3 separate regions of the Mus musculus genome follow, and regions 1 and 3 are each linked to region 2. A link is a loop called in an ENCODE intact Hi-C map of the cell type or tissue named here. Cell type or tissue: gastrocnemius. All regions are shown on one strand. Each heading gives the region's core, and the rest is flanking DNA. Links, peaks and the distances in the headings are about the cores only.

Region 1 (8,275 bases), core at 1,737-6,736, 520 kb before region 2:
GTCAGGGCGCCTACTGTCCATAGTGGCTGCTTGCCTGTCATTGAGTATGCTGCTGCTTCAGCTCATGCTAATACAGTAGCGCAAAAGTCTTGTGATGGGCCAGTGTGACTGATGGTCAGCAGCTAGCAGGGCCTAAGCTTAGACCTGACAACTGAGCCTCAGATCCCCGCGGTAGCAGGAGAGACTACTCTGCAAGGCATTCCTGCCTGTTTGTGTATGCACAAGCGCTTACACACACACACACACACACACACACACACACACACACACACACACACATTTTTTTTTTTTTTTCGAGACAGGGTTTCTCTGTGTAGCCCTGGCTGTCCTGGAACTCACTCTGTAGACCAGGCTGGCCTTGAACTCAGAAATTCGCCTGCCTCAGCCTCCCAAGTGCTGGGATTAAAGGCGTGCGCCACCAACGCCCAGCACACACACACACACAATTTTAAGAGCATCCTTTGATAGTGTCCAGATGAACTTTTAACATGTCTTGCCTCTTCCTAGATAAATTTCATTCTTAATATTTTACAGATTTGAAAAAAAATTATTTGTGAGAAGCTACATTTTAAGTGCAATACAAATAATTATTAAAATGTAAGCCTAAACATACTTACTTTGTGTGTAATATCAATAAATAAAAAACAAATTACAGAAAACTGTATGTGATGTTTTTGTTGGAACCCTTGAGTCTTATAGTCTGGACTGTCTGTAAGAGTCTAGTAAGCCTTCTTCAGAGCATTGTGAGTGTGAAGGCAGGCCTGTGTGATCAAGCCTATTGGTAGATAATGCTCGCTCTGCACACAGTAGTTGTAGGAGGTAGGACCTTTAATAGCTCCCAGCCCAAGACACACAGCAAAGAGGGCGTCTTAGGAGCTTTCTTGCTACTGTGATTGAAATATTTTATAAAAAGCTGCTTAAGGAGTTGGGGTCTGTCGTGGTTCGTGGACAGAGAGGTCGTGACAGGGAAGGCCAGGCACCAGGAACTGCAAGTGGCTGCTTCCAAAGGCAGACAGGGAAGAACAGAGGGGTGGGAGTCTGTGCTGAGCTCACTTTCTCCTCTGATAGAGTGCACTCACAGCTGGTGCGTCTTCTCATCCCAGAAAGGGTGCCCAGAGGCGGGCGGGCGGGCGGCTCTCAGGTCATTCACAATAGGTGTGTGTGTGATAGTATAGTAATAGGGTATAGTAGGAAACTTTTTAGTTTTAGTCTTCTCAAAATAAAATGTTTCTTCTTTCTAACAGTGTTACTGTATGTCACTAGTGTACACGTTTACCTTTTAGTACCTGATGATTCCAAACATTTGCTCGCTTGTACCTTTTAGGTGCTCTAATGTGAGTCTGCAAAAGCTGCCAGAGCAGTGGCTGCGGAGCGTTCTGGAGGAAATTAAAGGCAGTGATCCCTCATCCAAACTTTGTGCTACAAGGCGCAGTGCTGGGATTCCCTTCTACATACAGGTACTCCCCTAAGAGCAGGCACTGCTCTGTCTGGGCTTGGACACTGTACTTCTCTTCTTACTGTGTCAGTGAAAGTATTAGATGTTCCTGTCTTTTCAGTACCATAGACTTTGTGACTTTGTTCTTTTTATTTTTTATTACATTTAGTGATTTATATGTGTATACAGGCATATACATGCTGTGGTACACAAAGAGATCAGAGGACAGCTTTCTGGAGTTGGTCGCTCCTTCCATCATTTAGACTCCAGGGACTGAATTTAGGTTGTTAACATTGGTGGCAAGCACCATTCCTAGCTGTGCCATACTCTGTCTCCTGCATGACTTTGTTTTAATGTGTGGACAGTATGTTCTGTGTCAGGTCTGTTCTTGGAGCAGGAGATCAGTCTTGTATAAACAGAGAGTAGCATAGATTTCCATCTATGTATTCAGTAGTCAGGAATCATGGAGCAGGAGATCAGTCTTGTAATATAAACAGAGGGTAGTATAGATTTCCATCCATGTATTCAGTAGTCAGGAATTGCTGTGGGTGTAGTGACTGCTTACTTTTAGGAAGTATCCATATTTGAGTCCTTTTATTAAATATCCATCATAAAAAATCATAATCTTTTTTTGTTTATTTGTTTTTGGTTTGGTTTGATTTGGTTTTTTTTGGGACAGAGTTTCTCTGTGTAGCCCTGCTCATCCTGGAACTCACTTCATAGACCAACTGGCCTCTAACTCAAAGAGATTCGCCTGCCTCTGCCTCCCAAGTGCTGGTAATAAAGAGTGTGCCACTGTCACACAGCCTAAAAAAAAAATCACAATATTAATAGTAGCTCTCGGGTAGTGTGGCTATGTTGTGCCTATTACATCATTTAATCCCTACCTAAACTCTATGAGCTAGGTACAGCTATCATATCCTATATGAGACTAGGGATATAGAGGTGACTTGCCAAAGGTCAAAGGGATGTTAGAATTGCTAAGCCTAGTCCATCTGACCCCTGACCAGATCTTCATGCGAGACTATATGAATACAGTTCCTAAACACAGATGAAAACATGCTCAACCTCTTGCTTTTTAAAGTAATTATACCTCACAGGATAGAGAGTTAGAGACTGTTGCTTTCATTATCCTGAAGAATAAACCCCAGTACACTCACAGTACTAAATCAGATGCCATTCTTGTTAATAGTAAGACAAAAATCCACAAAACGAGTCTTTTAGTCCCCCTGTGGTTTTTTCTTTCTCTGTTTTCTTTCTTGTACTCCCAATATCTTCATGACTTTTTGATGCCCAGTTGCAGAAGTGATCGACTGAGATTACTAGATAGACCTGAGAGATGAGCCGAGCTACTTTGGTTGAGTGTGGTTTAGTTTCCTATCTGCAATTCCTGCAGACCTGCTGTGTTCATGTGGCCTTCTTTGTTGAGGACAGATGTCAGGCAACTGAATGTCCTGTCCAGTATTTGTGCTATGTGCTTATTCCTGCTGATAGTAATCTTGTGCTGCCCATAGTTACGGAGTGATGAGCAAGTCCATTTCCCAAGCCCAGCAGGTAGCATTGCCATACCGCTTGCCCAGTTCTTTGGGTAAAGGTGAGTCAAGCCATGTTTCCAGGAACAAAACCTCTCAGCCATTGAGTGTAGCTTTCTGTTTTTATCTTAGTGGAATGAAGTTTTAATTGTTAGAAAAATCTGTTCAAAAGGATCCTACTTTTCTTAACCTGACTTACAAATAAAGTAATAGCTTTTGTTCTGCTGACAACTTCAGTTTAAAGTTAGATATGGCAAAAAACCCTACCATTTCAGTGTATGAGTTTCCCCTTTGTGTAAACAGACAAAAGGATTTTTAACATTCATAGAGCATATTTTCTGAGCATAAGTTTATTGTCATGAATTTAAGTCTTTTACATGGTTGTCTTGTATTTGTCTTATTGCATAGCTTGTCATTGATTTTTGAAGACCCAAAGTAGTTGCAAACTTTGGCTCTAGAAGCCAGAAGCAACATTTTACAAGACATACAGGTGAAGGAAGAAAGTCCAAGAATGTGACTGAAGTGGATTTCCTTTGACAGCTTTATTGAGATATAATTCACCTGTGGACAGTTTATGCATTTAATGCATGCAACACAGTGATTTTCAGTATATCCTCCCAGCTCGAGAACCATTAGCACAATCTAATTTTGGAATATCTCCTGACTCCTACCCATTAGCAGTAACTTCCAATGTCACCGTACTTCCCTCTGCTGTCCCCAGCCCTAGGCAACCAGCTAATCTTTCTGTCTGTAGAGTTGTCTGTTGTGGACATCTCACGTAAATGGAATCTTACAGTACTCAGTCTTTTGTGTCTGGCTTCTTTCACTTAGCAGTGTATTTTCCGAGTTCCTTCATGTTGTCACATATGTCTATACTTCGTTCATTTTTATTACATTGCCTCAAGTGCTGATAGCCCATTATTATGTTATGGGTATGTTATGGGATGCTAGTCACACAGTAAACAATACACTCCTTTGAAATCCAAATGCATGATCCCTTGGAGTTTGTAATGTTTCTTTTTGTCCTGTGTAGTTTCAAATGCTGTGGTGTGATTAGACTTTCAGTAGACTCTTCTGTGAATAATTAAATTGTTAATTAGTCTCGAGAGGGCCTATAAACCTTTAGATGAAATCTAATCCAGTATATTTTTGTCATTGTGTAAATAGAGAAAATTTTCTTATTTGAATGCCTTGCTTATTGTATCTGATGTTTTACCTAATTTTGGTCCTTACAAAGTGGCCAATCAGAACCATTTATTCACCAGCTGCTTATTATTACATAATTGACCAACAGACAGAAGGGGCTGTGGAGTTGACATGTAACCTAATTTTATACATGAACAGGCTAGAAAAGTTAAGCTACCTGGTTAAAGTAGCCTGGCTTAATTAAATTCAATAGTCTTATTTTTAATAGAGGGTATTTTAAATTTGGGGATTGATTCCAAAGCCAGCAAATAGGTGTGTGCAAAATAAAAGCCCCTTGATTTGGGGATTTTTTTCCCCCATAGGCATTGTTGGCATCTGAACCAAAGAAGAGTAGAATGGACTTGCTGAAAATAACAATGAGGGAGCTGATCTCCTTGGCTTTGTCTGCAGATGACTCAAAGGGCAGAGTCCCTCAGGTAAGAATGGAGGACTAAAGTCTCCATTAAGTCTCTCCTCTACCTTTATTTCTTTTAAGTATCTGCTGAAGATACAGAACTCCTGAAGACAGGTTACTGTGACGTGTTTAGAGATTTGGCTTATTTTTGCTTTTTTGTTTTCTCCCTTTTTTAGTCTTTCCTATCTATAAAATAAACTTGCCGTGGTTGATATGTAGTGATCAAAGTGGACAACTTTAAAATTGTTGAAAACATTCATTTGACAAGATATTTCACAGTGTCACTATCATACCTAAAGACCTGAAAGTGAAAATGGAGTCACACTTGAATTGTGTGTGGGCTTTGTTGAGTTAATGTACATTTTGTAGCTGAACAATTGAATCTTTCTTTACAGTGTAATGTAGGAATGTTAGTATTTTATATTTTAATTTTAAGTAATACTTTAATTCCTTTATGCGATTGGGTTCAAACACCCCTCACAACCATCCTCCAGCACTAGATAGAAAATAACCTGTGCCCCTTTCCATCCCTGGTAAGCACCTTTCAGTAGGATGCTCCTGCTGCACTGTGGGAGGCCTGTGCTCGGTGAGGGAAAAGAGAAGGAACTTGATAGGATTTTAAGTCTTAGGTGGTGTCAGGTACCATGGGCCATCATGTGGGCTGACTGTGGCAAAGTCTGGTGCTGATTAAAGTGTGCATAGGGGCCAATTACTGTAACATAATTCTTTGGGAAATAGAACAAAAAGATTTTGTAGTATTCAACTATAAATATTAAAATTTTTGAATATTGCTTAATATTTCTAATAATTATTTATTTTATGTGTATGTATGCTTTGACTTCCTACATGTATATGTACCGTGTATGTGCCTGGTTCTTATGGAAGTCAGAACAGGCTGTCAAATCCCATGGAGCTAGAATTAGACAAGTTGTTACTGGAGTTGTAAGTCCCCTTGTGAGTACTGAACCTGGGTCTTCTGCAAGAACCGCCAGTGCTGTGGGCCATCTCTCTAACACTCTGACTAGCGTTTTAAAATGTATTTATTTCAGCCAGGCAGTGATGATGTACCCTTTCAAGACTCACACTAGGGAGGCAGGCAGATATGTGTGAGTTTTAGGCTAGCCTGGTCTATAGACCAAGTTCTAGAACAGCCAGGGCTATGTAGCAAAACCCTGTCTTGGAGGGAAAAAAAAATAAAAAGCAAAATAAAATGCATTTTTGTTAAAGTATTAAAACAGTATTTCTACCCAATTGCTCTGTTATCAGGGCATAATCTACAAGATAGGAATAGTTGATATTTATTGAGATTCTGTTTGTGAATGGGTTTATGATCATTTTTTAAGATTAAATGTTCCATGTGTCTTTGGAGAGAACCTGCTATTCTTATGTTTTAGGTACAGAATTGTGCATGTGTTCAGTGGATGAAGCCTTTTGGTTGCATTGTTCATTTTGTAAACTGCTTACGTAGATGTTCAGTTCTTAGGTGTATTCTCCTAAATGTACACTTTTATTTGAGAACTCTACATTTCTGGTAATTTGTGTACATATTTAGAATTACCGTAGTTTTAAATCCACCACTAATATTTGAACTTTTCATTCTAGGTTCATGCTTTAAACATTCTCCGAGCCTTGTTCAGAGACACCCGTCTGGGAGAAAACATTATCCCCTATGTTGCTGGTGGAGCTAAGGCTGCAATTCTGGGCTTTACATCCCCTGTCTGGGCAGTGAGTGTTCTTGCCATGTATCCCCACTGAGTTCATTATGCTTTTGAATAGTAGGTTTTTATAAGCTTGTAACTTTCTCAGGGGATGATTTTGGATCAGAATACATTTTATTCCTTTATGGTTCCATTTTCTCTCCTTTGTTGGCTTCTAATTGATAATGACTTTATTTTGTGGCTTCTATGGCATTTGTGTCTTTAACGTACCCCACATAAAATGTGAGCGCTTCCTAATAGTCTCATCTTTGGGCTGTTCCTGCTACAGTTTTCTTTGTGATACACAGTAAATTGATACTAGACTGCTACTTCTTTTTAATAGTCCATTATCACTTTTTAATTTACCACTTCAGCCATCTGTAAGTATGCACAGCTCACTGCATCAAGTACAGAGAAGTTGGCACTATTGCCTGTTTTCTGACCTTCTCATTACAAATAGAAGGGTTCTTGAGACTGTCCACCAACTCCTGGTCTTTCCTTTTTTCCTTCCTGTGCTCCTGCAGAGGTTTCTCTCTGAATCTGCCTGCCCTGACACATCAAATACGTGAAACAATATAATATATGTCCCTTTGTGTTTGATGTGTTTCTAGTATGTTGTTGCATGGATCAGAATTTCTCTACTTTCTAAGGCTGAATAATATTGTGGTATGCCAATAGACCATTTTTCCTTATTCTGTTGATAAGATGATATCAATAGACATTGAGATTGTTTTCAAGTTTTCAATTGTGAATGATGAAGCAGTAAATGACAGTTGTCGGAATCTCTGCTCTCAGTTTGGCTGTAACACATGGGCATTCAGCTTCCTTTTTTGGAACGTGTTTCCTACAGCAGCAGAGCTGGTCTCTCTCTCTCTCTCTCTCTCTCTCTCTCTCTCTCTCTCTCTCTCTCTCTCTCTCTCTCTTCCTCTCTCTCTTTCTTTATTTGTTTCCCCTCCGCAAACCCCCTATCCTAACCCCACACCCCCCGCTTCTGTTAGGGAGCTCCCCCCACCCACTCCTGCCTCATCACCCCAGCATTCCCCTGTATTTTTAAATTGTTAATAGGATTTGAATCAGATTGAGAAAAGGACGATACTCAGCTTTAGATTTTTATGTTCTTGTTGGATGTTTTTGACTCACATAAATTGTTCTCTTCAGGAAAAATCGTTGTCAATGAACTCCTAAGACACAATCAATCTCTAGCTGTGTCTGTAAGGAAGAAATGCCAGCATAACGGTTTGCTGCTTCTTCACAGAGCCTCAGTTTCGATTTTCTCATGTCATAGATAATGCTAAGCTTTGATTATTCTCATGTAGAGTTATACTAGATAATATTTTCTACCATAGGGGATTCATCTCAAAAATATCCAAACAATCTTGTGTAGGCATATATATCTAATATGTTGTAAGAACTAACTAAAATGAGCTAATTTTGTGTGTGAGGTGGTGAAACTTCATTGAAAGCCTGTTCTAATAAGTGTGAAATAGTATTCCATTCTGGTTTTTAAAAAACTCTTCAGACTGATTGTGTGTGTGAATGTTTTGTGTTTGCACATGAATATGGGTACCCATAACATGCCTGGTGCCTGTGGAGGTCAAAGAGGGCATTGGATCTCCTAGAAGTGGAGATACAGATGTTCGTGAGCCACCATGTGGGAGCTGGGAACCATACTTAGCTCTCTGTCAGGAGCAACAAAGCTCTTAACTACCTAGTCCCTCCCATTCTGGGTTTGATTTGCATTTCCAAAGTGATTAGTAATAATGATCTGGAAACAGAACAACTCTTAATATCTTTTTTTTCTTTTTCTTTTTTTTTTTCCATTTTTTATTAGGTATTTAGCTCATTTACATTTAAAAATATGGAACGCTTCACGAATTTGCGTGTCATCCTTGCGCAGGGGCCATGCTAATCTTCTCTGTATCGTTCCAATTTTAGTATATGTGCTGCCGAAGCGAGCACTCTTAATATCTTAATAGGTCTTTCAGAGTCTGTGGATTCCTTTACCCACAGT
Region 2 (8,275 bases), core at 2,048-7,047:
CATGGATCAGAGCCACAGACAGACAACCTGAACCCCAGACAGGTGCTTGCTTCCAGCACGTGAGGCCACTGTAAACGACACACTGGTGAGTCGCTGAGGCGGTGACCGAGCCTAAGCCTCATGACAAGGTCCAGGTTTAAGCAAAGGGTGAGTTTGTTTTCTTCGCCCGCCTAACATGGGGCTTCCGGCAAGGTCTTTAGTCCCTTTATGTCTCAGTTTCCTACTGGCTAAAATGAGGAGGAAGTGGAGATGGTGGAGAGGGAGAAGGAGAAAGAAGGAGGCGGGGGGGGGGGGGAAGGGAGGTGTTTTCCCAGCTGTCCTTAGAAGGTTTCAGCAAGAAACCCAGATAAAGGGACAAGGACAGAGGTCATCACAAGGGAAGTTCACCTGAGCCATGGAGAGAACAGTTGGGCAGGGACACTGTGCCAGACAGAGGTGGGAGGACTCTCAGTGATCTACAGACCACGGGGTTCTGGGGGTCCAGTCCAGAAGTGCTTCCTGTGTCCCACCAAGCCACAGCTGTTTTACTCAAAAGTCTCAAGTCTATGCCTGTTGTACAGACATGAACTATACACACAGGTACTCAGGAGGCTGCGGGACAGCTGTATGCTGGAGAGCAGCCTGGGATACATAAGATCCTCAGTGTCTGAAATATCTGTGTTTAGGAAGCCTCCATCTTCTCTCCCATGGAGCCTTGCTCTCTGACACGCTGAACCTGGGCTCAGGTTTAAACTCTAAGACTGGAGACCTTAGGGTGACTGGGATGCATCCCTTCTCAGAGAGACTTCACCCTGATGCCATGGCTCGGCAGAGCCAGTCCTGACTGGCCTTGATTGTGTGGGGTTCCCCCACCCCGCTTGCATGGGGCCCTGAAGCCTTCCTCTAGTGACACTTCATTCCCACCCCCATCCCTTCTGAAGCATATGACAATTTAGCCAGGGGCTATGATGAGACTTCATAGTAATCTCACAGCACCCAGTCTGCCCGATCCTCCTGGTCCTCTGTCTGTGAACAGGCCCCTCTCCCAACCCTCAGGAGTCCCAAAGGACCTCCAGCTAGGGACTACTCAGCCCTGTTATGAAGGTGCAGAAGAAGAGGAAGATGTGGGAAAAATGAAGACCATTGTCCCTACCTCTCCAGAACTCAGAGGACAGGATGAGGGAAGAGGCCAGTGGCCATGAGTTCCTCCAACAAAGCCAAGGCATGACCTGACTACCGGAAGTCAGAGACCTGGCCTCCTCCCTAAGCCCCACAGAACAACAGACACCTATGTGCAACTGCAAGACAGTGAGAGTCAATGAGCAGAAAGCAGAAGGGCCAGTGGCTAACTACACCTGCTGGCTCTGAGACCAGACAGCCTGGACTTAAATCACAAGTCTCCCAGTTATTAACTTCGTGACTTTGTATTGACAGCTAAGTGAAGCCATTCACCCATGTGTTAAGTGTGGTCAGTAGTAATTTATTCATGACACTGTTGTCAAGACTAAATCACCTAATTTTTTTCATAGTGGTATATACCGTCTACAGGGTAATAAGTTCCCAATAGACATTAGGTCTAATTATTACACAGGCCCATTTATCTCCACGTTCCCAAACATAGAACCAGATCTATATGGATTGGTTGTCTTAGTTAGGGCTATTATCGCTGAGATGAAGTTTGGGGAGGAAAGGGTTTATTCGGCTCACACTTCCGTATCATCGCTGTTCATCATCAAAGGAAGTCAGGACAGGGACTCAAGCAGGGCAGGGACCTGGATGCAGGAGCTGATGCAGAGGCCATGGAGGGTGCTGCTTACTGGTTTGCTCCTCATGGCCTGCTCAGCCTGCTTTCTTTAGAACCCAGGACCACCAGCCTAGGGATGGCACCGCCCACAGTGGGCTGGGCCCTCCTCTATTAAGCGCTAAGTGAGAAAACGTCCTTCAGACCTGCCTACAGCCCAATCTTATGGGGGCTTTTTTTTTTCTGTTGAGGCTCCTTCCTCTCTGATGACTCTAGCTTATGTCGAGTTGACATAAAATTAGCCCGTGCGTTGGCTTGAAAGTGTATGGGATCTGTACGTCTTTGACGTACAGGGTGTGTATACATCTGGGTGTCTGTGTTTCTGTGTCTGTATGCACAATGATAGTAAAATGTACCGGCATTTATTGTGTGCTCAGACAGTAAGAATTCTACAGGTATTTACACAGACATACACACATGCACACACAGATGGGTGTGAATGACTAAGCACGTATTTAGCACTGCTTCAGTTCTACCCAGAGCGACTCCCTTCCAGCGGGCTGTCGGAGTCATTGTCTCACAAAATGACTTAACCTCTCTCCATCACCGCGGAGGAGAAGGAGTGGGCTAATAACCTGACATCCGGTCCTTTCTCAGACCATTGGTTGGCCAAACTGCTTGTATTGTCTCTCTTCCAATAGGAAAGGAGACAGAAGGAGCCTGGACCAGAGTCCACCAATCAGATCCTTTCATTTCATGACCACATGACCTGCCTCCGCCAGGGAGAATTCCTGATGGGCTAGGCTATCTCTTCACTATCTCTTCACAGTGGATGTCTCCACAACTCTCTCCCATCTGAGTGGCCTCTGACTCACACTGACTGTCCCCTCCCAGGTAAGGGCAGATCCTAAATCAGCAAAGGAGTGGGTTCCCCTTGCGGATGAAACCATAAGTGTACCTATTGTTTCTGTGGGTTCTGTTACCCAGAGTGGTAACACCGTGCATAATGAAGCCTGAGAGTTTTATGAGTGTGTTTCTCTCTTTTGTCTTGATGAGGACCCCTTGACCATCACTGTCAATGGCCTGAGACATCCATCCCTGCACAGAAATGGGATTCGTTATACAGGAAAAAAAGAAAAAGAAAAAAGAAAAAAGAAAGAAAGAAGGGAGGGAGGGAGGGAGGGAGGGAGGAAGGAAGGAAGGAAGGGGAGGGAGGAAGGAAGGAAGGAAGGAAGAGAGAGAGAGAGAGAGAGAGAGAGAGAGAGAGAGAGATTGCAATGCTTGGCACTGAGTTTTTTAAAAAGTCTGTTATAATAGTCTGTTCTCTTGAGAGCATATTTTCTAGATTCCTGCATCTGACTCCCTGGGTGTGACTGTGAAGTTTTATGTAATAGATACCCAGGCCAGAAAAGGAAGCACTTGGTTCACTCCTATCCATGGGGATGGCGGTTGGTGGGAAGGGAACTAGGAGGGAGGGGAGCCAGACAAGCACATCTGGCCTGCTGGGCCCTCCCTGGAGAAGGTCCACGTTCCTGACCTCCCTTGGAACTGTGAAAAGAAAGCAGTAGATTCCCAGCTGCTCCAAGCCACCCTGGCCTCTGCCTGTGACCACGGCGCTCCAGAGCAGGGCAGGGGAGCCTCGGAAACGGCTTTCACAAGCGAGCTTCGACTCCCACGAGGCCCGACTGCCGAGCTGTGGACACAGCAGTCCATCAAAGGAACTCCACAGGCAACAAAGGATCTGGGTTCAGTGGGGTTTCAACCATCCCAGGAGGGACTGGACCATGGGTTATGTAAACTCAGCTCCAGTATATCTGTGGTCAGGGGTGAGAACAGTTCTGGAAACCAGCAGTCACCATACCCCGAAGTCCCAGCTCTTTCTTCTCGCCAGCGGTCACTCAGCTGTTCCTGTCTGTCCACACATCCTAACGCCATCTCAGTGAGAAAAGCTGCGGAGTAAGAGAGTTAAGATCGCTTCGTGGGACAGGCTAAGTTGTCAGGTCCCATGACGTCTAAATCACATTGACCACTTAATGGTTTTTCTCACTGATCATTATAGGAGTTGGAAGAAAGGCCAGTTTGGTTACAAACTAATAAATAAGGAAATTTCTTTTCTTTTTTTTTTCTTTCTCTGCATAGATGAAGTGTGAATTAAATTTTCCAGCCCTGTTGCATCCTCCCCACTGAATGAAATGAAGGATCTCCCGCTGGTCTGTCCAAGTGAAAACAATGACCTCAATAGAGGGTAAGTCCTGGCCTTCTGGACGCCAGACTACCTCCTCCCTGAGGGAGGAACGCGGACGGCAGCAGGAAAGGACATGGTCACCCTTCACCCTGAAAACTCACACACCAGAGTCCATCCCCCTAAGGTGATCTGTGCAGATTTCGTTGTTTTGTTTTTGAAACGCGGGACGGGGATTTCATTCTCCTTCCAAGACCCCTTTCTTCCTGGACGCGTAGCATCCCTCCTTCTTCTGGCCCCTTCCTGCCTGAGCAACTGAGCAGAGCTCTCTCTTCTCAAGCCCTAGCCATTGCGTCTTGTGAGGAGGGCAATGCTGCCCCCTGCTGGCTCCAGGATGAGAAACAGCCCTCAGGGGCAACCAGGTTCCGTCTGTTTCCCTGTAGGTAGGATCTGAACGAGCCTTGTTCCCTTTTCCAAAACAGCTTCTGGCCTGTCTGGACTTGGTTATCTGGATAGAAGGCTGGAGAATCGTCATCCCTTTTCCCAACCGTTGGGAACTTTATTTGACCTTCAATGTTGTTTTCATCCGCATGACTACAGAGTCTGTGCAGGTGAGATTGGGGACATTGGCCCCTAAAAGAAGAGTTCACCTGGTGACTTTTAATTTTCTTTTTTTTGTTGTTTTTTGGTTTTTTGTTTTTTGTTTTTTTTGTTTTGTTTTTGTTTTTTTTGGTTTTTTTCAAGACAGGGTTTCTCTGTGTAGCCTTGGCTGTCCTGGCACTCACTTTGTCACTTTGTAGACCAGGCTGGCCTCGAACTCAGAAATCCGCCTGCCTCTGCCTCCCGAGTGCTGGGATCAAAGGCGTGCGCCACCACGCCCGGCTGTGACTTTTAATTTTCATTGCGCGGAATGTTCTTTATTCCTAATGGTCTGGATACTTTTGGTAATTCTGGTTTCTATGATCACACTGGGGTCTCCTTCAGAGGAAATCCCCAAACTCTTTGCAAGCCCACTCACTGTCAGAAGGGAGGAAGGGGGAGAGAGAGAGAAAGAGAAAGGGAAGGAGAGGGGAGGTGTATAATGAGGCAAAAGGGGGTGAGTGTGTAGATGTCTGTTCTAGTGATCAGTAACTGTCAGCACAGACTAGAATCACCTGAAAGTGATTAATTGAGGGATTGTCTTTATCCCGCTGGTCTGTGAACACATCTGGGGGGGATTGTATTGTCTGTCTTCATTGATGTGCTAGGGCCTAACTGCTGTGACTGGCACCATTTCCTGGGCAAGTGGTCCTGGACTGGATAAGAAATGTATTAAGCATGAGCCTATGAGTGAGCCAGCAAAAAACATTCCTCCATCACTGCTACTCCCTTGAGTGTCCCTGACTTCCCTCAGTGACAGATTGTGACCTAGAAGTGGGAGCCAAACAAGCCCTTTCTTCTCCAAGGTGCCTTTGGTCTTGGCATTTTATGCCAGCCGTAGGAAGCCGAGCTAACGACGACAATATCAGATTAGAACCTTCAGGGGAAGTCTCCCCTTCCACTGAGTCTTTCAGGGATCAAACCCGGCTCGTCGAGAGTTGTTAAGTGTGGAGGCTCCCACCGGCCCTGGACATCCTCTTTGTCGCATTTGGCTGCATTATACAGGTGTGATGGTTTGAATAGTCATGGCCCAATAGAGTCATGTGCTTGTATGTTTGGCCCATAGGGACTGGCCCTATGAGAAGGTGTGGCCTTGTTGGAGTAGGTGTGGCCTTGTTGGAGTAGGTGTGTCTTGTTGGAGTAGGTGTGGCCTTGCTGGAGTAGGTGTGGCCTTGTTGGAGGAAGTGGGCTTTGAGGCCATATATGCTCAAATCATGCTCAGTGTGATACAATCTCCTTCTGCTGCCCGTGGATCAAGATGTAGAACTCTCGGCTCCTCCAGCTCCATGTCTGCCTGAACACTGCCATGCATCCCACAGTGATGATACTGAACTGAACCTCTAAAACTGCAAGCCAGCCCCAATTAACTACTTTTATTTTAAGAGTTGCCTTGGGGCTGGTGAGGTGGCTCAGCGGTTAAGAGCATAGGCTGCTCTTCCAGAGGTCCTGAGTTCAATTCCCAGCAACCACATGGTGACTCACAACCATCTGTAATGGGATCTGACGCCCTCTTCATGCAGGGGGATGTATATGCAGCAGAGCACACATACATTAAATAAATAAAGTTTAAAAAAAAAAGAAAAAAGATTCGCCTTGGTCATGGTGTCTCTTTACAGCAATGGAACCCAAACTAAGACAACAGGTGAAAAATTGATACCCAAGAAAGAACAGCACTCAATCTGATGTCCCATGACTCCCATGACTAGTGATGTCTCAAGGGCTAGCCAAGAGCTCCGAGCTCAGAACAGTGGTCTGCTAAGAAAAAGTCATATTTATTGTTATTTGGGTTTTTAAAAATTTTTATCTTTTAAAGACAGATCGCATGGAACTCAGGCTGGCCTTGAATTTGCCAAGAAAGATGTTGAATTTTAATTTAATTTAATTTTTTGGTTAGGGGAGGGGATTTGGTTTGAGGCAGGGTTTCTCTATGTCCCTGGCTGAACCGGGACTAGCTCTCTAAACCAGGCTGGTCTCTAAATGAACTCAGAGATCTGCCTACCAGTGTTGGGACTAAAGGCATACACAGCCATGCGCAGTTGACCTCAGCCTTTTACAATATTTATTTCCTTATTTGGAGAGAGGTGTGCAAACATGTCACAATGCGATCATGAAGGTCAGAGGGCACCTCCAGAGCCAGGTCTCTTCTTTTATCACATGAGTCCCAGGGACCAAATTCAGATCATGCGTCTTGGCAGCAGGCACATTTACCTGCTGACCCATCTCACTGGCCCCTGATCTTTAACTTCTGATCTTCCTGAGTACTTAGTCTAAGTACCAAGATCACACCATGCCCAGCTTGATGTGGTACTGGGCATCAAAGGACTCAGCCAACTGAGCTACACCCCAGCCCTTCACGTTTATATATAAATGCAAAAACAAAAACAAAACACACTAACGATATTTATTTTGAACACTGAAATTTGAATCTCTTTGCATTGCCTAGTGAGTGAAAATATCATTTTAAGGGCATGAAGAGATGGCTCAGAAGTCAAGGGCACTTGCTATTCTTGCAGACGGCCTAGATCCAGTTTCCAACATCCACATAGTAGCTCACAATCATCTGTAATCCAGTTGCAGGGGATCTGACACTCTCCTCTGACTTCTGTATACACTGTACACACATGGTACATGTATATGAATAGATAAATACATGCAAGCAAAACATTCACGCAAAAACTAAAATAGTTGAATCTTTTTAAAAATGGCATTTTCAATACAAATCAAACATTTAAGTTGATTTTAAAACTTTTTGTTGAATCATTGACTTTCACATCATGTACCCCAGTCCTGCACCATATCTTCCTGTCCCCTCATCTCTGCCTTCACCCTTGCAACCCCCCCCCAACAAATAAAACACAAACAAACAACAACAATGAAAGCAAAGCATAAAACCATCTCGTCGAGGAAGCAGTATGTCCCACAGTGTGTCCCTCTGTCCACACATCGTCACTTGCAAATATTCGTTGCAGTGAGTCATTGGTCTGGTTCGAGGTCTCTGGCTTCTGTGACGCCATCACTATTGGATCCTCACTGGGACTCCTCCCAGGTATCCTGTTGTTGCCCTGTGTCATGGAGATCCTGCAGCTTTGGAACAGCAGCACTGGCCCTTTCACACATCCCAACCATTTACAGATGGTATAGATTTGGGGGTGAGCCTGGGTGGTAGCTGAACTAGTCAGCCCACTGGCTCTCCCTTATCCACATGACCAGGGCAAGCTCTCCAGCACTGCTCTGGCTAGACCCGCTTTGTGCCACCATCTGCAGGAGGCAAGGTCAGTTCTCCTACTCTCCTGCTGTCAGGACTGGCTCACCCACACCCAGCGCCACTGTGCTGTCCAGCCAAGATGTGGGGCCACCATCCCAAGTACTACAGCCAGTGAGGGACAGGGCCAGCTCACCTACCTACCCTCATGACTTCAGGGCCAGTTGTCCTGACTGCCACATGTCGTGGCAGGAGGTGGGGGCGACATCACTCCTCACCCATGCCACCTCATGGCAGGGCCAGCCCTCCTGGGCTCATACCCTTGGGTCTGTTTCATTTCCCCACCCCTCACCCCCCAACCAGGGCCAGCCCTTCTGTGCTGCCCAGGAGAGACGCAGTGTTTTCTCTCCCAAATGCTTCCTCTCTCATGACCCTGAAGCCAGATCACTCAACTGCTGCAGGTGGTGAGGGACAAAGGTAGGAAGGCCTCACCCCTGTACCCATGCCATCTCACAGCAGACAAGTGGTGGGG
Region 3 (8,275 bases), core at 1,737-6,736, 610 kb before region 2:
TGTCTCTGCCTGTCTTGTCCTCCCGACAGTGCTCGGCTATAGCTGCCCATGTGCCACACCCATCTTTTTATACTGGTGCTGGTGTTTATCCTCATGCCGTACATCTGCTTGCTAGTAATTTTACCACTGATCTGTCTCCCTGTTCCCAAGAATGTATTTTTAAAAGTATGGAAAAGCATCCAATATGTATAATAGAAACTAGTGTATTTGAAATATACTAGGAATATATTTCTTTCAGGGAGACTAGGGACCAAGGCTGCTGCCATGTGGCTCCCTTTACACTTGATGGGGAATATTTTTATTCCAGAATTTGGGCTTACTTCATCCCATAAGATGTTTAATAGTTTCCATGACAGGCTGCAGACCACTCTGTCCTCTGACTTTCGTTTTTCCATCCCTTTTCCATGACATCAGGAGCCAACTATCTGAGCCAATTTTAAACGACTTCACATTGTAGCCCCCATGCTTTAAAGCTTGGTGTTAGTCTTTCATAGTAGAGAGCATTTCTTCAGTTGACTTTTAAAGTAACAAACTTAACTGATTTATTGAAACTTTTCAACATAACAGAAATTATGGCAGGATTACAGTAGGACTGGGGGTGGGGCTCGGTGGTGGGCCAGGCTCATAACGCAACTACTGGGGAGGGTAAGGCAAAAGTAAGCCCAGAAGTTTGGCACGAGCCCAGGTAGCAACACAGTGAGACTCTATCTCAGTATTTTTTTCGTTTTACTTACACATTTTTAATTCTGAAAATATATTTATTTTTATTTTAAGCATATGGCTCTTTTTACCTGCATATATGTCTGTGTCCCATATATGCCTACAGAGGCTAGAACAGGAATTTGATCCCCTGGAACTGGAGTTATTGTGAGCTACAACGTGGGTACTAGGAGTTTAATCTGTCTTCCGGAAGAGCAGAGGGAAAAAAAAAACCAAAAACCAAAAGTAATCATTTACATAAAATAAAAATAAATGCATTATATGCATGCATGAAAGTGCCATGATGAAACTCATTCTTATGGACAATTAATATATCTAGATTTAAAAAAATATATTTCTCAAGGCAGTGCCAGATGATCTGAGTCTCAAAACACTGGAAGAGTAAGTCAGCCCCAAAATTCTTTTGTATTACATGTTCATCGCAGATGAGGCTTGAAAGGCAGCCAGGGGGCCTCAGCACACCACCAGCATGGGAGTCTATTAAAGAGCCTGTGGGCTTTTGTTTGTTTTGTTTTTGTTTTTTCAAGACAGAATTTCTCTATGTAGCCCTGGCTGTCCTGGAACTCACTCTGTAGACCAGGCTGGGTTTGAACTCAGGAATCTGCCTGCCTCTGCCTCCCGAGTGCTGGGATTAAAGGTGTGGGCCACCAAGCCTGGATATAGGAAAGAGTGTTAAGCAAAGAAATGTGCATTTTTCACAATCACTAGTACAGACAAGGGTTCTCCAGGATCAGTTCTCAGTGTGCCTGAGTTCTGGCATCACTGTACATGCTGTCCGAAGCACATGTTCTCTGGCTGGGATGTAGCTCATGGGAGGAGTAGGAGTCAGGGAAACCATGATTAGAATATATTGTTAAAAAAAAAATCTATTTTCAATTAAAAAAGAAAGAAATGTCAAAATCACAGAGGCTACAAAGCCCCCCGTGGAGAGAGGGAATTTTCAGTGTCACAAATTAGACAGCAACAGCAAGCATGGCGTTGTCTAAAAATGTGATGATTCATCAGCCAGAAGGGAGTAAGAGGAATAAGGCCTTCCAGAATTTTCTCTCGCTTATGGTTCAGGTAGAGAATTTGGGAGGAAACACCGGCCAAGGAGAGGGAGAGAAAAAGAGAGAGAGAGAGAGAGAGAGAGAGAGAGAGAGAGAGAGAGAGAGAGAGAGAGAGAGAGAGAGAGAGATCCTTGTACAGGGGTCCAGACAGCAGGTCCTCAGATGGAAGCCCAGACAGCAAGCTCTGAAGACAGTGACTTCAGTACATCATCCCGTTCCTCTGCCACGCCAAGAGCTCAGGCCAGTCCACCTCTCCTACCTTAGAGAATGGTACCTACAGATGAACTCGAGAGAAGAAATGCTTTTGCTGTTGTTAGTTTTTTTAGTTTTTTGAGATAGGGTCTTACTATATACCTTTGCTGGCCTAGAATTTGCTATTTAGACCAGGCTGTCTTGGAACTCAGAGAGATCTACTTGCCTCTGCTTCCTGAGTGCTGGGATTAGAGGCATAGGCTACAGCCAGCCCTAAGAAGTGCGTGCGTGCGTGCGTGCGTGCGTGCGTGTGTGTGTGTGTGTGTGTGTGTGTGTAAGACATTATAATGTACATTATATATCTATATATATCTATATATGTCTATATATAGATATAGATAGATAGATAGATAGATAGATATTAGCTTTTTTTAAGTTCCAAAAAGATTTTCTGGAAATTGTCTTGCAGAAATATTTTTGTCCATTTCAAATATTTAAGCTTATATCTAAAATTACAGAGTTCACTGTCATGTTGAGGAGAACAGGTGAGAATCTTTTCCTTGAGAGAACTGCTTTTCTCTGAGAGGAAATAAAGTTGACCTTGGTGGGAGAAGAAGAAGAAGAAAGGGAAACAGATGGAGGAATGGCTGAGACCACCAGTCAAGTCAGGTCAGGGAACACCCAATAGGTCGGAGCCAAGAACTGCAAACTTCTCAGGACCCACTCACACAGATACGAGGAGCCAGCTTTCCTAGAGCTACCAAAGCACTACCCATGGGGAAAACGATTTGTCAGCACGAGAGTCCCCCCAGGAATGGCACCTGCCTATGACAGCCTTCGTTTCCAACAGTGCACAACACCTGGAGCTGAGGATACAGGCAATGCCCCATCACGTCTGCCTGGGTACAGCCAAAGGGAACAAGGGAGCCGGGCTCTTTTACAGAAGCCAACCTCCAGTGTTTTGGTTAAACCGCTGTAGGGATATTTCCAGGAGAAGGAGAGTCCTTTCCTCACTGTTTATATCAGCATAGAGGAGCTCATGTTTTCCCCCAGGTATGCTCAAGATTCTCTGCGGTTGTAATGAAAAGCAAAGATGTTCCTTTGCCACTAAGTCTGACAGAATACATTTCCTGACCGTCTTTGCTTTTCTGTTTTTGATTTAAAAAAAAAATCCCTGTGTATCACTTTCTGTTCTCTGTGCTTCTGGATCCCTTTAAGAGGCAGAGATGGTCTATAACCCCACTCTACACCTCTATGCCTGGTTAGGGCTAGGGCTCTAGCAAGCGTAGATGTCTATAGTGGACACTGTGGTGTGGTTCTGCGGTCAGGGTCAAGGAGCTTCAGACAGTCGCATTGTCTGCCGTAGCTCAGGGCTAGTCTAAGGACGACTGGATACAGAAATGTCGAGGCTCAGTCTTCATGCCCAGCCAGCTTGACAGCTCATAGCAGGATTGGCCCAGACCTCTGCAGCAAGTTCATCTCAGTTCAACTCTTTCCAGCTAGTTCTTTTTTCCCTCAAACCCTTACAAGGGTTGCTCTCAAGAGGAGTCTCTATCCACCCTCCCTCACACATGTCTCTGCCTGAGGTCTGTTTCCAGGGAAACCAACTAAGACCGTGTTTAATAAATATTTGTTGAAGAAATGAATGAAGGGACTTTTCCACAGTTCTCACGCTGAGCTGAAATATTGTGGAAAACATTTAACCTTTATTTGTATACTTAACATTTTATTTTGTCATCTCAGGCCTTACAAAGACAGATCTCACACTCAATCCATTCACCCGACCCCAAGGTCGCAGATGGCTAACGTGATGACAGTATCAATGCCCAGTTGTTGTGGTTATATTGTCACTTGACCACCAGATGGCAGAGGTGACACTTGGAAAGCCAATCTTTCTGACCCTGGGTCATCCATTCCAGGATTTAACATGAAACCCAAATTACCCATTTAGTACCATTAATTCCCAAGCCCTTGTAATTACGCCTTTGTTTCTCTTCATGCGGAAGAGTCGATGCTACAAACAGCCAGCGGTATTTGCATTTAGAAAAAGAGAAGCATGTGGAATGCACTAGAAAGAGCCCTTGCCTGAGCAGCAGAGTCCTTGCACACCTTTATCCGTCAACCAGATGAGAATTCCAGGGCTTTGTGGGCTTTGTTGATCTGTGATGAGGAAGGCTAAGTGCTTGGCTGAACTCCCTTTCAGCTCAGGCAGGCTCTGTGTGAGTAGGAGCACGTGGCCTCAGCCCCTCTTGTCTCTCTGAGGCACCCAGGAGTCTCTAACAAGGTCCCGATAATATACCCTTCAGCCAGCCTAAGGCAGACCCGGGGCCCCGGCACTGGTTCCTCCTCTGTGAGGCCCTTCCAAGTTTGTGGCTACTCTCAGAACACCACAAAAGTCCCCTCCATGCTGGGTCACACAGCACATTTTATTTCTTCCAGGAATCCTCATGTTGGTCCGTTTTTGCTTGTGCAGCTGTGACATGATGGCTTGGTAACTGCTCTTGAGTGACCTTTCACACCACTTTGTCTGAATGCCCCTCTATTCTCACACTCATGGTGGGTCAAGGGTAGGGGCTAGCCTCAGCAAACCCAGTGTGCTTGCTCTGTATAGTATTGCTTGAGTTGTGTCTTATTCCACATGGAGTCTGTGAGGCGAGGAAGTGGGCTGAGGGTAGACAGCCAGGTGAGAACTGGGTGGGGGTCAGTCTCGCTTGGAGACTGAGGCAAATGAAGTCTGTTGGCATTCTCTCACCCTAGGGAATATATGGGTCTTGCACTGATGCTGTAACAAATACCACCCTGTTTGTGGCTTAGAACAGCACATATGCATTGTTCTGGGAGGCCAAAGCATAAAATAGATCTTAATTATCAAGGTAGCATCTGAGTCAGCTGGTTGCTTTCTGAAGGATCCAGGGAGATTCTTTTTCTTGATTATTTATTTTTTATTTTTAATATTTTCAATTTGTTCTGACTGGTTTATCTGTTTGAGTGGTTTGCCTGCATGTATGCCTGTGTACCGTATGCATGACTGGTGACCAAGGGGGTAGTGGGTACCGATCCTCCATGTGGGTGCTGGAAAATGAACCCCATTCCTTTGCAACAACAAGGGCTCTGAAGCACTGAGCCAACCCTCCGGCCACCCGGACTTTTATTTTTTAACAGCATTGGATATGACATTCCTAGGTCCTGGGATTACCATATGATGACCTTTAGGGTCATGCAGTTTAGCCTAGTGAGAAAGATTATGGTCTAGGGTCAAAGGAGAATGAGACTACTTGTGTTTCAGAAATGATGATAGGGTTTTTCCATGTATAATATCATTTAATTATCACACCAATATATCAACAAAGGGTGTGTGTGTGTGTGTGTGTGTGTGTACAACCATCTTGATCCTACCCAGCCATCTTGCCAGCCCATTGCGCTTATTTAGTTATGGTCTTATTTGTTTACTGGAGACTGGGTCCTATGTAGCCCTGCTTACCCTGAACTCACTCTGCTTGAGAATGGTCTTGACCTCCTGGACTTCCTGTCTTACTCCCAAACAGGTCAGCCACTGTCCATGGCTTTCAGGCTTTTTTTTTTTTTTTTAATTGAAGGTCAACATTTTACTACTCAGTACCAAAGTTTCATGCTAAGGTGTTTTGTGTATGTGGATGTGTGCACATATGTGTGCACACATGCACGTGTGTGTGGAAGCCAAAGGACAACCTTGGATATCCATCCCCTCACCCCAGCACCATCCACCTTGTGACTTGGGACAAGGTCTCTTATTGGCCTAGAATTCAGGCCAATGAACACCAGCAATCCGTGTGCCTCCACCTCCCCAGTGCTGAGATTACAAGTGTGCTAGGGTTTTTTTTTTATTATTATTATTCAATCCTTTCACTTACTACCTAGGCAAATTGGTTTTTGATCTGCAAAATGGTAAGTGGCCAAGGGGTTTGTGTGGGAACGGAGATGACAAGTCTAAATGGGCAAGGGTGGTGCTCATGGTAAGTGCTCTACCGGTGTCTGGCTGTTATTGTCACTCTCTGCCAGCCCCATCTTTCCCTGGGATTCCCTGGCTCCAATTCCTTTTCGTTTTGGCATGCAGAGTCCCACTCAGTTCAAGCCAAATCCAGCCAAAGTGGGCAGATGTCAGTGTGAGCTTCGAAATTAACTTAACATTAAATTAATATTGCCACAGGGATGGTGTCAGGAGCCACTCAGTCTAGCAATCAGTTGCTCAGAAAGACAAGATTTTTTTTTTAATAAAATATTTGAATTTAAAGTAAAATGGCCCTACTTTGCAGATTCCCTTCCAGGATGGTCTGCCATGACTAGCACAGCTCCAGTGATGGACCTGCCTAGACTGACGAGGTGGCTAAGAAAGGAGCTGCACACAAAGAAGAATGGGGACTGGCTGGCCTGGGCCCTCTGATGGAGAACCCTCTGTATCGAGAACCACAGCGTATTTATTATATACAGCTGAACAGGGGGCTTGGGTTAGCGCATACGGCTGAAAATGGAGGCATTTCTAGCAGCTCTGGGCGGGGACAGTCTCTGTAGCGGAGCAGTCTTTGGGCCATAAACATCCAGGGAGAGGAAGCTACAATGGGGATGTTCCGTGTGTACTATCGACATCTGTACACGGACCAAAGGAAAGCTTTGCTGTTCCTCCAAGCCTCATCAAGTGTGTGTGTGTGTGTGTGTGTGTGTGTGTGTGTGTGTGTGTGTGTCAAGGTGTGGAGGGGGTGGAGCTTTCTGTCTTCCCATGGGTCTGAGGCTATGGTCCTTCACATGGCTGGCTCCTGTCAACAATACACATTCACTTAGGACTTAACACACTCACCCCAGTTATGAGCCCGAGAGATGGCTCAGTCTTTAGAAGCACTGGCCACTTTTCTAGAGGACCACATGGTGGTACCCACAGCTCTGTTTCCAGGGGACCTGATGCCCTCTTCTCTCCTCCCATGGGCATTAGGCACACACGTGGCGTACTGACAGACATGCAGGCAAAACTCTCACGCACATTTTTAAAATGCCCCCCAGATAGCTGTTTTGTGGGCCCTTTCGCCAGTCCTGCTGCAGGGTAAGGATCCCTGTGCCTTACTGCCTGTTCTTACTAAGTCACTGTGCTGTTAATCAGGGTTTGAGTGCACTCAGGAAGCTTGCACAACTCTCTCCCACAAATGGAGCTGTGTGTCTTAGTCTTGCCCATGGGGAGGACTGAATTGTGATTGCATAAGGACAGGCAATGTTTTCCACTGGTTCAAAGCTATGCATTTTAAATCTGTACATGGTTTCATAACCCATTCATATCTTTAAGATGACAATAACACAATGCAAACAAATGACTTGAGGGTTTTTTGTTTGTTTCGTTGGTTTTTGTTAACTTGAGGTGTTTCAATTAGCAGCTATATATGAACAGGTCTTGCTGGCAAGCAGTGGTATGCACTTCTTTAATTCCAGCACCCGGGTGGATCTCTGTGAGTTTGAGGCCTGGTGTACATAGTGAGTTCCAGGCCAACTAGGGTGAGACCTTAACAAACAAAAGATGTACACAAATTTTTAAATTATCATTACTATTTCTTAGTTTATGTGCATGCATGAGTATATTTGTATGCTAAGTGTGCTAAGTTTGCTAAGGGTGCCAGAGGAGGCCAGAGGAGATCATAGCGTATCTTTAGAGCTGCCTAAAGTGGATGATGGTAAGAAACTTGGGTTCTCTGCAAGAGCAAGCACTCATAACCAGTGAGCTGTCTCTCCAGCCCCTGACAAAGGCCTTAAAAGGTAAGCGCATCCCGGGAGGCATGGTGGCACCTAGGTAAATCCTAGCGTTTGGAGGCAGGGACAGGAAAAGCAGGAGTTCCAGACCATCCTCAGTTACATCATGACTTTAGGGCCAGCCTGAGCTACGTGAGATGTTGTTATTCTAGAAAAGAACAAAGATATACTCTTTAAAGCAGCATTACAAAACTAAAGCGTAAGAAGAGAAATAATGTCCGGGCGTGGTGGTGCACGCCTTTAATCCCAGCACTCGGGAGGCAGAGGCAGGTGGATTTCTGAGTTGGAGGCCAGCCTGGGCTACAAAGTGAGTTCTAGGACAGCCAGGGCTGTACAGGGAAACCCTGTCTCGAAAAAGAGAGAGAGAGAGAGAGAGAGAGAGAGAGAGAGAAATAATTAACTTGAGATGTTACCAGTCTGATAAAGTACTGTTCTCAACACATTACTTTTCTTTTTTTTTAACATATTACTTTTCAAATCTTATTCACAGCATCCATATTTTGTGAACTTGTAAGTGACTTACATATGTAATTTCATGTTCTAATAAT

Evidence for each region. Peaks named below come from ENCODE experiments on the same cell type or tissue, not always from the same donor. Only the 100,000 strongest peaks of a DNase experiment are listed, where the experiment ranks them.
Region 1: a loop joins it to region 2, with 4 times the contacts of the local background. A loop is called at or near these places in 18 of 42 quality-filtered maps.
Region 3: a loop joins it to region 2, with 4 times the contacts of the local background. A loop is called at or near these places in 7 of 42 quality-filtered maps.

Annotation. Positions count from the first base shown.
Region 1 is chr17:84,391,377-84,399,651 of GRCm38, reverse strand. Thada (thyroid adenoma associated) reads left to right here. Exons shown (of 38, transcript NM_183021.3): 23 at 1,325-1,457; 24 at 4,476-4,589; 25 at 6,170-6,292. Gm24722 (a small nuclear RNA gene) reads right to left here and starts at 8,223; the gene lies at 8,117-8,223. In gastrocnemius, for the core only: no CTCF peak of the experiment used is centred there; no DNase peak of the experiment used is centred there.
Region 2 is chr17:83,868,952-83,877,226 of GRCm38, reverse strand. Gm35125 (a long non-coding RNA gene) reads left to right here and starts at 2,505. Exons shown (of 3, transcript XR_877036.3): 1 at 2,505-2,614; 2 at 3,860-3,965. In gastrocnemius, for the core only: a CTCF peak has its summit at 4,283 (motif pointing left); a DNase peak (open chromatin) is centred at 4,276; H3K4me3 peaks cover 900 bases; H3K27ac peaks cover 1,991 bases.
Region 3 is chr17:84,476,231-84,484,505 of GRCm38, reverse strand. Gm41642 (a long non-coding RNA gene) reads left to right here. Exons shown (of 3, transcript XR_877064.1): 3 at 6,254-7,239. Among named protein-coding and RNA genes, the nearest start is that of Thada, 14 kb to the right of the region's middle. In gastrocnemius, for the core only: a CTCF peak has its summit at 3,818 (motif pointing right); DNase peaks (open chromatin) are centred at 3,813, 6,033 and 6,318; H3K27ac peaks cover 300 bases.